3 separate regions of the Homo sapiens genome follow, and regions 2 and 3 are each linked to region 1. A link is an interaction called in ENCODE POLR2A ChIA-PET data of the cell type or tissue named here. Cell type or tissue: HepG2. All regions are shown on one strand. Each heading gives the region's core, and the rest is flanking DNA. Links, peaks and the distances in the headings are about the cores only. Region 1 holds the start of LOC101928419 (a long non-coding RNA gene). Region 2 holds the start of LOC105378976 (a long non-coding RNA gene). Region 3 overlaps IL6ST-DT (IL6ST divergent transcript).

Region 1 (5,331 bases), core at 161-5,160:
CTGTCTTTCAAACTTGTAGCTTTTCATCTATAATGCCCTGCTTATCTAAACTGTTTTGGTTAGGCACTGAGTCAATGGAAATGTAAGAAAAATATAACAACAAACAAGACTATCAAAAATAAGTATAGACTTGAGCACTCTGGTTTCTTTATCCTCTTGTATTGAAGTGCAAAATTAGCCCCTTACTTGTAATTATTTTATTTTATTTTATTTTATTTTATCTATTTTTTTGAGATGGAGTCTCGCTTTGATGCCCAGGCTGGAGTGCAGTGGTGCAACCTCAGCCCACTGCAACCTCCACCTCCCAGGTCCAAGCGATTCCCTTGCCTCAACCTCCCAAGTAGCTGGAACTACAGGCTCCTGCCACCATGCCCAGCTTACTTTTGTATTTTTATTAGAGACAGGGTTTCACCATGTTGGCCAGGCTGGTCTTGAACTCCTGGCCTCAGGTGACCCGCCCGCCTCGGCCTCTCAAAGTGCTGGGATTACGTGCGTGAGCCACCGTGCCCAGCCTACTTATCATAATTTTAGATGCCCCAAGAAAGCACCTCCTACTCCCAGATACCTGAAATTCTTTTTTTAAAAATTATTTTATAAAATATGGAATACTTCACAAATTTGTGTGTCATCCCTGCGCAGGGGCCACGCTAATCTTCTCTATTAATACCTGAAATTCTTTTAACTCAGGGAAAAAATGGGGAGTTCTACATAGGTCTCAGAAGTTGGAGATGGTTAAATGACTTTAAGTAAAATTAAAGTATAAATCATTGAAAGTAGACATTTTCCAGCCAGTGTGGTGGCTCACACTTATAATCCCAGCACTTTGAGAGGCCGAGATGGGTGGATCACTTGAGGTCAGGAGTTTGAGACCAGCCTGGCCAACATGGCGAAACCCATCTTTACTGAAAATACAAAAATTAGCCAGGTGTGGTGGCGGACACCTATAATCCCAGCTACTCAGGAGGCTGAGGCAGGAGAATCGCTTGAACCCAAGAGGCAGAGGTTGCAGTGAGCCAAGATCGCGCCATTGCACTCCAGCCTGGGTTACTAAGCAAGCAAGACTCTGTCTGAAAAAAAAAAAGAAAAAAGAAAAAAGTAAGTGTTTTCCTAAGAGCAGATGTTGATCCTAAGCAAGTAAGAAAGTAGAAGAACATAAGCTACATTAGGAAAAAAGTGAATTAACCATTTTTTAAAAAAAGAACAAATTTCAGAAAGGCAGGCTGAGGGAAAGTTCATCTACTTCAAAACACTCCTAGAACCAGCTTTGAACAGAATAGTTCCCATTTTGCAATACCACCCACTTAGCAAAGAAAATCCAATTCTCTAGGCCTCATGGTGGAAAGTAAAACTAAGGGGAAAAAAGAAAGTACAAAGATAAGGAGAGTTCAAAAGGAAGTAAAATATCCAGAAGAGTCCTTTCCAATCCAGTACTCAATTCAGAGGCCTCATGTACTGATCAAATCCTAGCCTCCATTTTTTTCCACGTTTTCTGCAGCAAAACATGAAATTCTGCCTTCATGCTGAAGCTATAAGCTTCTGTTAATAGTTGAATTTTTCAGGGCCAGGCACAGTGGCTCACATCTATAATCCCAGCACTTTGGGAGGCTGAGGCAGGTAGATCACAAGGTCAGGAGTTCAAGACCAACCTGGCCAACATGGTGAAACCCTGTCTCTACTAAAAATACAAAAATTAGCCGGGCGTGGTGGCGCACGCCTGTAATCCTAGCTACTCCGGAGGCTGAGGCAGGAGAATTGCTTGAACCTGAGAGGCAGAGGTTGCAGTGAGCTGAGATTGTGCCACTGCACTCCAGCCTGGATGACAGAGCGAGACTCCGTCTCAAAAAAAAATTAAAAAAAACAAAAATAAATAGTTTAATTTTTCAAAGTTTGCACAGGTTTATGTGCTTTAAGTATTTACAATAATTGTGATTTCCCTTTCCTTCTTCTCTTTTTTAGTGAAAGTTTTTCCTATTGAAAGTTTTTGTGAAAAGGAAAGAAAAGTAAAGTAGTAATAAAAAGAGGTAGAAGGAAAATATGAAGAACTAGGCCTCCCAGATAGTAAAACACATCATAAGTCTATGGTACTTAAAACATTGTAGTACTTACCTAAGATATGACACAGAACACATAACCCAGAAGCAGCATATGTAGCTTAAGTGTTTCAAATTTCATCAGTCTATGAGGTCACAGTCCGCTTTAATATGCAGTTTACTTGTCTTCAGAGAGGAAAGTCTGTTACCAAGTCCTGCTCTCTGTGTATTTCTGGGAATTCTCTGGGGAATGTTTACATGTTTCATTAATCATTCCTCAGTCACTGATAGCTCAACCAACGCTGCATCCTTGGACCCATTATCTCCTGCCATTCAGCGGCCACCACATCCGCCCACTCTTGTCTCTGCTGAATTCCTTCTGAATCATGGGCCCTGCCCTTTAGCCCCCTGCTGTGACAGCTGAGGCAGATTGGCTGTGTTTGCAGGACATCCTGAAGCTTAGAGATAAGAAGGAGCTAAAGTTTAGACAACTTGAAATTAGGTACCACAGACTGGCCCCAAGGACATGAGTATATTAGAGATTATCTATATGCTCCCCTCGTTACTCAGCAAAACCCTGTTCTTCTGGATCGCTTCCATGTTGATGGTCAGAGGAATTTAAACAGTCGGTCTTAGTAATTGTCATGAAGGAGTATTTCACAAAGCTTCTGAGTGAATCATCACATGTTGGTAAGCCTGACTAGATCAACATCCAGCCCTCCATCTGCTGAATTTATTGGCAATACACTGTCTAAATGGGAGGACATAATCTGCTGGGGACCCGTCCTGTTTCAGAATAAATGTCTCCTGGAGACCTCTCTCACATAGAATGGAACTAATCACATCTGCCACATTCAAATATGCAGTGTGATTGATCACTGTGTTGAAAAATACATGGCCCTATTACGTGTTATAAAATTGCTGCTTCTAGCATAACAGGAAAAAGGTGTTTAATTGACAGAAGATACAATCTGTACCTGGTAATTCTGGGGCCACACAATATACATACATATATGCTCTCCAAATACTCATGTCCAACCCCGTTCACAGATATACCCAACCCAGCCCTTCTCTGTCCAGCTGCCAGGCTGCCTCCAGGCCTGAGAGACCACCTGGCCCTCTCAGAAGTGCCCTTCTGCCCAAGGTTCAGGCCCTGCACAAGGCTGAGGAGAGGTCTTCCATGACCTCCTTTCCTGCCCCAGGACTGCCCATTTCCCGAGTGACTTACCAGAGGGATAGTCATTCTTTGCACAGAAGACCCCATTCATAGGAATGTGGGCCAGGCTCACACCTGTAATCCCAGCACTTTGGGAGGCTGAGGCAGATGAATCCCTTGAGCCCAGGAGTTCGAGAGCAGCCTTGGCAACATGGCGAAACCCCATCTCTACAAAAAATACAAACATTAGCCGGACATAGTGGTACATGCCTGTAGTCCCAGCTACTCAGGGGGCTGACATGTGAGGATTGCTTGAGCCCAGGAGGTGAAGGTTGCAGTGAACTGTGATTGTACCACTGCACTCCAGCCTGGGTGACAGAGTGAGACCGTATCTCAAAAAAGGAATGTCAACTTGCCCTTTGCCCTTTGCCTCTCCCTACACCCCCAGAAAAAAATCAGAACATAGTTTTGTGACATCAGTACTTAATCCAAAATATAGTTATTCAATCTTTTATTTTTGGAGACAGAGTCTCACCCTGTCACCCAGGCTGGAGTGCAGTGGCACGATCTCAGCTCACTGCAACCTCCACCTCCCTGGTTCAAGCGATTCTCCTGTCTCAGCCTCCCGAGTAGCTGGGACTACAGGTGTGCGCCACCATGCCTGGCTAATTTTGGGTTTGTTTTTTTTTTAGTAGATTAGGGGTTTCACCATGTTGGCCAGACTGGTCTTGAACTCCTGACCTCAAGTGATCCACCCACCTCAGCCTCCCGAAGTGCTGGGATTCTAGATGTTAGCCACCGTGCCTGGCCTAGTTTATTCAATCTTGAATACAACTATGTGTAGAATCAAACGTCCAGTACCTTTTCACAGTATTTTCCAGGATGACCTGATGGCCAGGGCTAATCGTCTTTAGGCCACCTCCAAGCTCTCAAACTCTGATCTCCTGCTGGCAACTGCCTAAGCTACTACAAGTCCACAGCTTCCAAAAATAATAATGCATAGGCACAGAGCAGCTATAAATCTACACTTAAGAAACATTTTTTTAGAGTAAACATAATCTTCAGAGATGCAACTCTATCTCCCAGCAAGTTGACTTTTTATATGCTTCAGCTAAGCTTCAGCTTCTCAAACTTCTGTTTTAGATCGAAGTATTTGCTGTACATTAGGCACACTTAAAAACCCACTGGGACAGGTTACCAAAACACAGGCAGAGTCCTTCATCCAAGACAAAGCCAAGCCTTGACCTCCTAGAAAACAGTAGGTGCTCTTTAAATGAATAGTGGAAATTCTTATTTCTACTCACAGAGTTAAAAAAATTCAGGGTCTAATTCTACCCAGAATTATTTTGTCTTTGGTACAATAAAGAAAGCAGTATCACAAAAGTACCAATTTATTCGACCTTCTTGTTGGGAGCCTCTATATGTGCCAGAACCACACAGTGAGTGAAAGGCTCCCATTCCCCTCCCACGTGGAGCATACAATCTTTTTTAAAAAGTGGTGGAACACTGGCCGGGTGTGGTGGCTCACTCCTGTAATCCCAGCACTTTGGGAGGCCCAGGCGGGTGGATCACGAGGTCAGGAGATCGAGACCAGCCTGGCCAACATGGTGAAACCTCATCTCTACTAAAAATACAAAAATTAGCTGGGTGTGGTGGCGGGCGCCTGTAGTCCCAGCTACTCGGGAGGCTGAGGCAGGAGAATCGCTTGAACCCCAGGGGCGGAGGTTGCAGTGAGCCGAGATTGTGCCACTGCACCCCAACCTAGTGACAGAGTGAGACTCCATCTCAAAAAAAAAAAAAAAAAGTGGTGGAACACTTACTATATCAAGTATTTATGTTATTTTACAGCCCAGAGTTTTAAAAGTTATAATGATTTTTATCTATAATTTAACCTAATTTCTATTTTTGAGTTATCTCACTAGATTAGTAGGAAACCTAAACTCGTCTTTTAAAGCCCCCCACCCCACTTGCCTTATTGTGTGTGCCTTGGTTCTGGAATTTTATACAATGGGTGTATAGGAATAGAGATGGAGGATGGCCCCTCGTCTTCTGTCCTTATCCCTTCAGGTCAGATGATGTTCAGCTGTGTCAGTGCTGTGCTTGGGCACGGGCGCCATCTTGGCCTGCCTGTGGTCCCATTGCCTA
Region 2 (5,331 bases), core at 66-5,065, 64 kb after region 1:
AAATATTTTTGCTTTTTGTTGCATTGTGGCAGAGGATTTTAGGATCAGCACCTTTGCAGTCAACTACCCAACCTCTCTCCTCTCCTGGGAATCCTTCTTCCACACCCTTACACAAATTGTCAACAGCATGGCCTCCCGTCACCTCCCAAGCCAGCCTCTTCCAATGCTTACAAGCTGTAACTATTAGAAAGTCCTGATACCGGGACGTGTGTGGTGGCTCACACCTGTAATCCCAGCACTTTGGGAGGCCAAGGCTGGTTGGTCACTTGACGTCAGGAGTTCAAGACCAGTTTGGCCAACATGGTGAAACCCCATCTCTAGGAAAAATAAAAAAATCAGCCAGGTGTGGTGGCATGCCTTTTGTCTGTAATCCCAGCTACTCGGGGGGCTGAGGCAGGAGAATCACTTGAACCTGGGAGGCGCATGTTGCAGTGAGCCGAGATTGTGCCACTGCACTTTAGTCTGGGCAACAGAGCAAGACCCCAAGGGAATGGAAGGGGAGGGGAGGGGAGAAAGGAAGAAAGGAAAGAAAGTCCTGATTTTTTTTATGGTATTTAATTTCCTTTAATATCACATAAATTCTTTTTTATATATGGAGTATTTTATAATCTGTATTTGAAAAGAAGTGATTCATTATTCTTGATTCTACTAGAAATATTATTATATAAAAGACATCAGTGAGGCCGGGCATGGTGGCTCACTCCTGTAATCCCAGCACTTTGGGAGGCTGAGGTGGGCAGATCACAAGGTCAGGAGATCGAGACCATCCTGGCTAACACGGTGAAACCCCGTCTCTACTAAAAATACAAAAAATTAGCCAGGCGTGGTGGTGGGCGCCTGTAGTCCCAGCTACTCGGGAGGCTGAGGCAGGAGAATGGCATGAACCCAGGAGGTGGAGCTTGCAGTGAGCCGAGATGGCGCCACTGCACTCCAGCCTGGGCGACAGAGAGATACTCCATCTCAAAAAAAAAAAAGCCATCAGTGCAAACCTTCCTAGGGGTATTTGGGGCATTAAAAGAGAGCATCTCTAAGGTTACAGCCCTATCCCAAGCCCCATCAGGAATTCTCCCAGACAACTCAATGACCTCCCTGGGCATACTTGCCTCCCTCCAGTCCACTCTCCACACTGCAACCAGGTTGATCATTTAAAAAGGTACATCTGATTATGTCACCCTCTTGCCTAAATCATTTTAATGGTTTCTCATCATTCTCAGAATAGAAACCAAAATCCCTACCACAGCCCACAAAGCCCAGCCTGCAGCCTCATCTCGTTGCCTCCCCATAAGCTTCCATCTACGACAATGCCTTGTCTCCTCACCTCCTCAGAGTTGTCACTCTCCTGCAGGTGGTCCTCTCTGCCTGAATGCTCTGTACCTACCTCATACCGTTCCCTGCTCACTTCTCTTGAGTAAATACCTAGGAGTGAGATTGTTATGTTACATGCTTTGTGTATGCTTAACTTTGTAAGAAACTGCTGTCAATCAAGAAAAATGACGAGACAAGTCTCAATCATTTTAGGAGGTTTATTTTGCCAAAGTTAAGGCTGCACACCTGGGAGACAGGTCTATGCCTTTCTCTGAAGATGATTTTGAGGGCTCCAAATTTAAAGGGGAAAGGGCAGGATATTGAGATGTATACAATTTTCATGTAAGAGCAGGGTAAGGAAAAATAGCCATTCATGCCTTTGTCTGGCTCAGTGAATCTGCGGTTTTTACATAAGATGACATAGACAAATGGGGCAGAGGAAAAAATGCAGGGAATCTGCTTTTTTTTTTTTTTTAGACAGAGTCTCGCACTGTCGCTCAGGCTGGAGTGCAATGGCACGATCTCGGCTCACTGCAACCTCTGCCTCCCAGGTTCAAGCAGTTCTCCTGCCTCAACCTCCCAAATAGCTGGGATTAGAGGCGCCTGCCACCACGCCCAGCTAACTTTTTGTATTTTTAGTAAAGGCGCGATTTCACTATGTTGGCCAAGCTGGTCTCAAACTCCTGACCTCGTGATCCGCCAGCCTCCGCCTTCCAAAGTGATGGGATTACAGGTGTGAGCCATCACGCCCGGCTGGGAATCTGCATTTTCCATAAGATAACATAGACGAAAATGGGCCAGGAGAACAATCTGATATGCATTTGTGTCTGGTGGGCCAGGGGTGACAGCATCCATAAAGATAAGGATCAGTTTACATTGCCATGGTGAAATTTTAACAGAAACACCTTAGAAGATCTTGCAGCTCACAAGGAATTTCCTTGTGGGCAAAATATGGGGGAAGCTTGTAGCTTTTCATCTTGTAGCCATCTTATTTAGGAACCAAAAATGGGGAAGCAGGTTTGTGTGACCCAGTTCCCAGCTTGACTTTTCCCTTTGGCTTAATGAGTTTGGGATCCCAAGATTTAATTTCCTTTCACACTGCCAAATTGTTTTCCAGAGTGGCTGTACTATTTTGCATTCCCGTCAGCAATGTAAGAAAATTCTTAAAAATATCAAGTGCTCCAAATCCTTGCTAGCACTTGATATTGGTAGTTTCATTGTATGCTACATTTTTTTTTTTAGACGGAGTTTTGCTCTTGTTGTCCAGGCTGGAGTGCAATGGTGTGATCTTGGCTCACCGCAACCTCCGCCTCCCAGGTTCAAGCGATTCTCCTGCCTCAGCCTCCAGAGTAGCTGAGATTACAGGCATGTGCCGTCACGCCTGGCTAATTTTGTATTTTTAGTAGAGACGGGGTTTCTCCATGTTGGTCAGGCTTGTCTTGAACTCCTGACCTCAGATGATCTGCCCACCTCGGCCTCCCAAAGTGCTGGGATTACAAGCGTGAGCCACTGTGCCCAGCCTGTATGCTATATTTTTAACAAAGCACAGAGTAAGTGCTATCCGATTATGAGGTTCCGCTAAAGGGAATAGAAGATGAGTAACTCCTTTGAACCCATTTCAGTGAGAGCTCTCTGGTCGAAGTTATCTCCCACTCTCCCTCCAGCCTTCATAGTAATAACCTTTAGCCAAGCTGCTATGAAAGCACAAGAGATTTAATGGGCTTAACCACAGAGACTGTTTTTCAGACTGAATTGATAAAAGTACAGCAGCTTCAAAGTCTTACCTTACTATCTCTACCCAGCTCAGTCTTACTCCTGACCACGACTTCGACTTCGCTGTTGGAATCAAAGTGGTGAGTGTGAAGGTCACATGTGTAAAAATGTTACAAAGGGCATAGTCACAGAGGGCTTGAAGACTTCCGGGAGCGAAAATACTTTTGAAGGTTGGTTAACATATTTTCCAGATCAACTGAGAGTTTAACTCTTCAGAAGACTACAAGTGGATTCTTTTTTCTTTCCCTTAACACAGAACCTACATGTTGGTAAGCACTTGTAGACATGGGTACCTTTGACAACTGTAGCTTCCAATAAAGCGTGCAAGGGTGCTAATATCACACCAATTAAAAGGCTGACATGCAAATTGCTAGAAGTGTTTTACAGTTTGTTTTTCATTGTATCAGAATACCCCAGTGAGAATGTTTTTGACTAATACAGTAATAAAAGGCTGGCTCTGGAGCTACCCTTTGCTAAGGTAACATATTAATGAGTCACCAGAAGCTATAAATAGAACTCAACATGAACTTCTGTCCACAATTACACCACTATTCCCACAAAGAGAGATGTTACTAATGATGGAACACGGCCTGCTAGCCACTATTACAACCAAGGCGGGTGAGGACACGGGGAACCACAGCCTTGTGGGAAATGTGCACTGTGCTACGAGTTGCTGAGATGTCATTACAGTGTGTGCTTTCCCTTACGGCCTGTGAGGCAGTTTTATTGTTTTCCTTAAGGATCATCAATGTGTATGCCAGCCAAGTTTGTCAAATTCTCTCTCTCTCTCTCTCTCTCTCTCTCTCTCGTTAAATTCCAGACAATAATTGCCTTGAGTCAGTAATTTATAGGAGAGCTCCATAACCATTTACTGGATGGATATAACACTCTGGAATTTTTTTTTTTTTTTTTTTGAGACGGAGTCTAGCTCTGTCACCCAGGCTGGAGTGCAGTGACACGCTCTCTGCTCACTGCAAGCTCCGCCTCCCGGGTTCACACCATTCTCCTGCCTCAGCCTCCTGGGTAGCTAGGATTACAGGCACCCACCACCAGGCCCGGCTAGTTTTTTTTATTTTTAGTAGAGACGGGGTTTCATTGTGTTAGCCAGGATGGTCTCAATCTCCTGACCTCGTGATCCGTCCGCCTCGGCCTCCCAAAGTGCTGGGATTATAGGCGTGAGCCACCGCGCCTGGCCAATTTTTTTTAAGACTCAGGGTCTCACTCTGTGGCCTAGCCTGGGGTAGAATGGTGCAATCATGGCTCACCACAGCCTCAAACACCTGGGCTCAAATGATCCTACCACTTCAGCCTCCTAAGTAGCTGGGACTACAGGTGCACAACCCACATGCAATAATTTTTATTTAGTTAGTTAGTTATTTGAGACAGAGTCTTGTTCTGTCGCCAGGCTGGAGTGCAGTGGCGCGATCTCGGCTCCCTGCAACCTCTGCCTCCTGGGTTCAAGCGATTCTCCTCCCTCAGCCTCCGGAGTAGCTGGGATTACAGGCACCCGCACCATGCCCGGCTAATTTTTTGTATTTTAGTAGAGATGGGGTTTCACCTTGTTGGCCAGGATGGTCTTGATCTCCTGACCTTGTGATCCGCCCGCCTTGGCATCCCAAAGTGCTGGGATTACAGGCGTGAGCCACTGCGCCCAACCTATTTTTTAGCTTTTTAGAGACAAGTTCTCACTATGTTGCCCAGGCTGGTCTCAAACTCCTGGCCGCAAGCCATCCTCCTTCTTTGGCCTCCCAAAGTGCTGGGATTATAGGCACAGGCTACCACACCTGGCAATACTCCAGAATTTTGATCAGTTATATACACAGGTCAATATATTCAAGCCAATTTCCTTCAAAATATCCATTTAAATGTTCCCCCTATCAAAAGATATCTCTGCCAACAGCCCTACTATGTTTCCTCACACCTTGCTGAGCTCATTTCTTCAGGCAATAATGAGGAGAGAATAAAATGTCACCTGGAAACTGAGAAAGGGCAAACATGTCAAGACCCTGCTATTCACCACACCTTAGGTCTAGTTTCACACCAACTCTAGAGGGAGGATAGGAGACAGAAAAAGTAATGTTGAGAAAACAGAAGTGGTCAGAAATGGTCCAGTACACAAAGTCCTACTAGAGTAGAGAGCCAGAGCTCTCTACTGTGGAAATCTGTAGACTCCAGGTTCTCGGGGGAGACGTTGAGAAAGAGAAATAAAGAGACAGTAAACAAATCATCTTCCCTGCGAGTTTGCCTGGTGGT
Region 3 (5,331 bases), core at 237-5,236, 120 kb after region 1:
AGGTATTTGTTCCAGAATTTTTTTCTCTCTACACTCTTCACTTAACAACTCTCCCTGATTGCATTAGAAAGACAAACAACAAAAACCCACTGACTAGCAGAGAATGAAGGTGCCAAACTCTTGGACTCTCAAATTCAAAAGCCTTAGTAGTAAGACAGAAAGATTTGGGGAGATACTTGCTGACCCATCTTAATTGCCCCTCCCACTAATATCAACCCCCCTACCCCACCCCCACCCCTAGGCTAGATAAAGACTTTCCAAGTTGGGGAGCGCAAAAGTAGAGAAATGAGTGTTAAGCAAAATAACTTCAGGTAATAAAGATCTAAGAAAAGGTCCTCCACCATGCCCCTTACTTGGGGTTAGCTCCAAGTTGGGGAGACATGGTGGAGGCTCATGACAATGTTGGGAATCTATTAACATCTGGAATCCTGGGAGGCAGCAGCCTAGCAGATGTTTCCTAGACCACAATGTTGTCACAGAATTAAGGTAAAGATGACCACATATAGTGCCCTAGGTAGGGAAAGTCTGAGGCAGTCCCTCTGAATCTTTTGCAGCCCCGAGAGTGGCACAGAAAAGCTAACGGGCCCCCAAGAAAGACACATAATTTAGCTGACAAAGGGTCCAAGGGGACTTACAGTCATGACCATGAGACACAAAAGTGGAAAGTAGCATGGAATGTACATCCAGAGCTCAGGTGGGGACAAGGACATACCTGCAGGTGCCTAATGTGGGGGTGATGACATCCAAGAACCACAAAGGACACAACTAGAGTGAAAGCCCAGGAGTTTGAGATCAGTCTGGGCAATAAAGTGAGACCCTGTATCTACAAAAAATCAAAAAAATTAGCCACACATGGTGGTGTGTGCCTATAGTCCCAGCTCCTTAGGAGGCTGAGGTGGAAAAGTCGCTTGAGCCCAGGAGTTTGAGGCTGCAGTGAGCTATGATCCCATCACTGCACTCCAGCCTGGGCAATAAAGCCAGACCCTGTCTCAAAGAAAAAAAAAAGGAGAGGAGAGAACAGGGGAGGGGAGGACAGAGGAGGGAAGGGGAGGGGAGGGGAGGGGAGGGGGAAGAAATTACTTAAGAATATACAGCTTATCCGCAATGATTAACCCAGGCTTTGATCACAGATCTGTCCATACATTTCTTACCATATCCCACTGTCAAGTCTTGCCATTCTATCTCCCTGGCATTATTCAGAACACCCTCTTCCTTCTCTTCCAAAATAAGGAGCTATTCTAGTTCAAGCTCTCTTCCAGTTTCTTGTTCCCCCAATTCATCCTTCACAGTATTAATATAATTTGCTTTCTGAATCACAAATCTGTTCTCAACAGTATCCTGCTTTAAAAATTCTAATATCTCCCTACAAAATAAAGTGTAAATCCCCTGTGTAGCATGGCTTTTAAGGAAGGCCTCCACCTTCTCGTCTCAATTTATTTCTCACCCCGCACTCCCTGATCTACTCTCACCAGACCTCTTGGTAATACCTTGTCCTTTCGCATTCCCACTGCTTCCTCTTGCTGTTCCCTCTGCCAAGAACTGCTTCCCTCCATTATCTCCCTTAGTGAGTTCCTACTCATCTTTCATGAACTTGCTTCAATGTCACACTTCCTCTAGAAAGCATCTCCAGTCTCTCCAGGGAAAATTAATTGTCTCTTTTCTGAATTAACATAGCACTTTGTTCAAATGACTAATACAGCATCCATGACATTGTATATGTTGGGAGAGACTAACTTAAAGAGCAAAGAATTTTTTCAGTCTGCCATTTTATCTGGGTTCCCCCATTCCCTTTTTGCTCTGTGGTCTAGAAATCTCTTCCTCAATTCCTTTTCTTTCTTTTCTTTTTCTTTCTTTCTTTTTTTGAGATGGAGTCTCGTTCTGTCACCAGGCTGGCGTGCAGTGGCGCAATCTCAGCTTACTGCAACCTCTGCCTCCTGGGTTCAAGCAATTCTCCTGCCTTAGCCTCCTGAGTAGCTGGGACTACTGGTGTGCGCCACCACGCCCAGCAAAGTTTTTGTATTTTTAGTAGAGACCGGGCTTCACCATGTTGGCCAGGATGGTCTCAATCTCCTGACCTTGTGATCCTAATGCCTCGGCCTCCCAAAGTGCTGGGATTACAGGCATGAGCCACCACGCCCGGCCCATCAATTCCTTTTCTACAGTGAATGATCATCTGGAATCATTTGCATTTTTGGCTGTGAGTTTCTCATGGCCTAGAGCAGACTTCTGAGAGGAAGTAACTACTTAGATGAATATTTTTACACGGTGAGCAAGTTAGGCAAAGCAAATGAAGAAGGCAATGACCGGCCAAGGAAACAGAATAAGCTGTCTCTTCTTGGCATGGAAGGAGGGAACAGTATGTTGGATGCTGGCCCAGGAACCATTAGCAAATAGGTAATATGAGAGCCTGGAGTTGGAGGCCATGTTAGGAGACAAGACCAGAGAAGTAGGTAGAGGTCACGTAATGAGGGACTTCTATGACATACAAGAGGGATTTGGGTAATGGGAAGGGATTGACGGAGTTTTAAGGAGAGTGAGATGGTCAGATTTTCAGCACGGTACATGATAAAGATTAGAATTTTATTCTGGTTGCTTATTACTCCTAACAAAACAGTGACTTAAAACAAACATTTTATTATACCATACAAATTTTTGAGTCAGCAGTTTGGAAAGAATTCAGTTAGGCAGTTCTTCTGCTCTATGTGGCATTGACTGGGATCAGTTAGTATTATTCATCTCGTGGCTGGTCTGGTATGGAGGTTCCAAGATGGCTTTACTCACATGCCAAGTTCCTGGGCAGGGTCACTAGGAAGACTGGGATCAGCCGGGCCACTCCCCCTCTCCCTGTAGTCTCAGCTCTCTCCAGATGGTGTAATAAGGTAGATGGACTTTGTACACAGTGACTCAGGACTTCCACAGACCAAGGTGAAAGCTCCTCTTAAAAGCCAGACCCTGAACAAGCCTGCCTAAATTCAAGATGAAGGGAAATAGCCCTCAAATCTCTCCATAGAAGAGTATTGAAGAATTTGTGGCCATTTTAAATCCACTACAAGGTATAAAAATGTAGAACTGAAAGTAGAGAGAGGCAACTGACTTCTTATAATGCCCAGTTTCTGAAGTATTTATGTATGAGTACTTCCAGAATATTCTCTTAACATCTTCCTCATAGCACTGTAACATGGCTATGATTTTTGTATGATTGTTGGTTTATGTATTAGACTTTTGAGCTCCTCAATGAGGACAACACGTGTGTCTTCCTTAGATTAATATCTCAGTGCCTGGAACATAGTTGATGCTCAAAACTTATTGAATAAATAAATTGAATACATTAGAATGGTGGGATCCCGTCTTCACAACACCAGAGCAGCGTTCTGCTTGATATAATTTCCTTCTCCAGATTCGTATCTTCTTATGAACGTAAGAGAAGCTTGATTTAAATGTGTAGAAATAGTATCCATTATAAATATTTATGTGAATAGCTTTTAACTTTTCCCTGTTGTATTAGTTCTCCACTACATAACAAATTATCACATACTTGGCAGCTTAAAACAACACACATTTATTATCTCAGTTTCTGTGGTCAGGAGTCTAGGCACAGTTTAGCTGGGTTCTCTGCTTCAGTTCTCATGAGGCTGCAAACAAGTTGTTAGCTGAGGATGCTGTCTCATCTGAGGCTTGACTGGGGAAGGATCTGCTTTTGTTGGCAAAATTCAGTTCCTTGAGGTTGTAGGACTGAGAGATTTGGTTTCTTTCTCTCTTTTTTTTTTTTTTTTGAGATGGAGTCTCGCTCTGCCACCCAGGCTGGAGTGCAGTGGCGTGATCTCAGCTCACTGCAACCTCTGCCTCCTGGGTTCAAGAAATTCTCTCCCTCAGCCTCCTGGGTAGCTGGGATTACAGGTGCCTGCCACCACACCCAGCTAATTTTTGTATTTTTAGTAGAGATGGGGTTTCACCATCTTGGCCAGGCTGGTCTTGAACTCCTGACCTTGTGATCCACCCACCTTGGCCTCCCAAAGTGCTGGGATTAAAGGCATGAGCCACTGTGCCTGGCCGGGAGATTCAGTTTCAAAGCTAGCTGTTGGCAGAGTCTGCCCTCAGTTCCTTAACATGTGGGTCTTTCCATATCAAAGCTCAAACATGGCAGGCAGCTTGATTTTTCAGAGCCACAAGAGAGAGAGAGACACTAGCAAGATGGGCACTATCTTATATAACTCAATGACATACATGCCTTCACACTCAAGAGGAGGAAATCACACAAGGAATACCAAGAAGCAGGAGGTCATAGCATTTCTCCTAAGAGTCTATCTGTCATATATCCTTACATCCAAATAATGACTCTCATAATTTGATATATCACCAGATAAGCTTTGTTTCCAGTTTCATTTGACCCTGACATTAAATTTCATTTATTTATTTGTTAATTATGGAAGATGGCCATTCCGTAAATCCTGTGAAAAATCAGAGGGGACAATTATCAGAAAATTCCAGCCCTCTCAGGAAGTATATCCATTTCATTTTTACTTTACAGTAGGGACTGCCTTCCTCTCTTAAGGAGACAGATACACATTTGCCTAAACCATTATTTAATACAATTAGTACTAGATCTTTCTTCAGATCCTATGTAGGGGGCTGGGAATTCTTAGCTATACAAGCTCACACAATATATTTTTTAAAATTCATGTTGATACTTTTTCATCTATTTGGTTTTAGCACAAGTATCAGACTGGCAGCCAAGGAACCTATTTTGTAACTGCAGAATATTCTTTCCAGGAAGACTGGTGAAAGGAGAATCAACGAAGGAAAGCCCTTGCTTCTCAAACTCCCCCTGATAATATTCTGAAGCAAGTATAGTCCATTCCAAAGCTACAGTCCCAATACCTGACTTCCTTATCCTATGTATGTGTCTAGGAATAGGATGCACCTAACTGCTGCTCACATGTCTTGCACTGGCCTTTCCTTCTCTGAAGCCAAGCTTCCCTCTCAAAGAGTAACTCAAAATCATTGACCAGCCCATGGCTATTTGACCAGGGTTATCCCTGGAAGTCCACAGTATGGAGATCTCTGAGCTAGATCCCTTCCTCTGTGTTTACCTTTACAGAGCAGTGCTTATTTCTTTCTTTTTTTTTTTTGAGACAGAGTCTTGCTCTATCACCCAGGCTGGAGTGCAGTGGTGCAATCTCGGCTCACTGCAAGCTCCACCTCCCGGGTTCACACCATTCTCCTGCTTCAGCCTCCCAAGTAGCTGGGACTACAGGCGCCCACCACCACGCCCAGCTAATTTTTTGTATTTTTTAGTAGAGATGGGGTTTCACCGTGTTAGCCAGGATGGTC

Evidence for each region. Peaks named below come from ENCODE experiments on the same cell type or tissue, not always from the same donor. Only the 100,000 strongest peaks of a DNase experiment are listed, where the experiment ranks them.
Region 2: POLR2A ChIA-PET joins it to region 1 with 14 read pairs; 8 of 35 experiments call an interaction of 5 or more read pairs at or near these places.
Region 3: POLR2A ChIA-PET joins it to region 1 with 15 read pairs; 15 of 35 experiments call an interaction of 5 or more read pairs at or near these places.

Annotation. Positions count from the first base shown.
Region 1 is chr5:56,121,034-56,126,364 of GRCh38, reverse strand. The region is part of intron 8 of ANKRD55 (ankyrin repeat domain 55); the gene reads left to right. LOC101928419 (a long non-coding RNA gene) reads right to left here and starts at 2,264. Exons shown (of 2, transcript XR_241794.2): 1 at 2,107-2,264. It also overlaps the pseudogene RNU6-299P. RefSeq lists a silencer at 3,921-4,093. In HepG2, for the core only: no CTCF peak of the experiment used is centred there; DNase peaks (open chromatin) are centred at 2,324 and 3,524; H3K4me3 peaks cover 830 bases.
Region 2 is chr5:56,056,855-56,062,185 of GRCh38, reverse strand. LOC105378976 (a long non-coding RNA gene) reads right to left here and starts at 3,166. Exons shown (of 2, transcript XR_007058777.1): 1 at 3,090-3,166. In HepG2, for the core only: no CTCF peak of the experiment used is centred there; DNase peaks (open chromatin) are centred at 3,185 and 3,625.
Region 3 is chr5:56,000,866-56,006,196 of GRCh38, reverse strand. It overlaps IL6ST-DT (IL6ST divergent transcript), which reads right to left. Exons shown (of 2, transcript NR_102755.1): 2 at 2,548-4,448. Among named protein-coding and RNA genes, the nearest start is that of IL6ST-DT, 8.4 kb to the right of the region's middle. RefSeq lists an enhancer at 2,742-3,036. In HepG2, for the core only: no CTCF peak of the experiment used is centred there; a DNase peak (open chromatin) is centred at 2,876.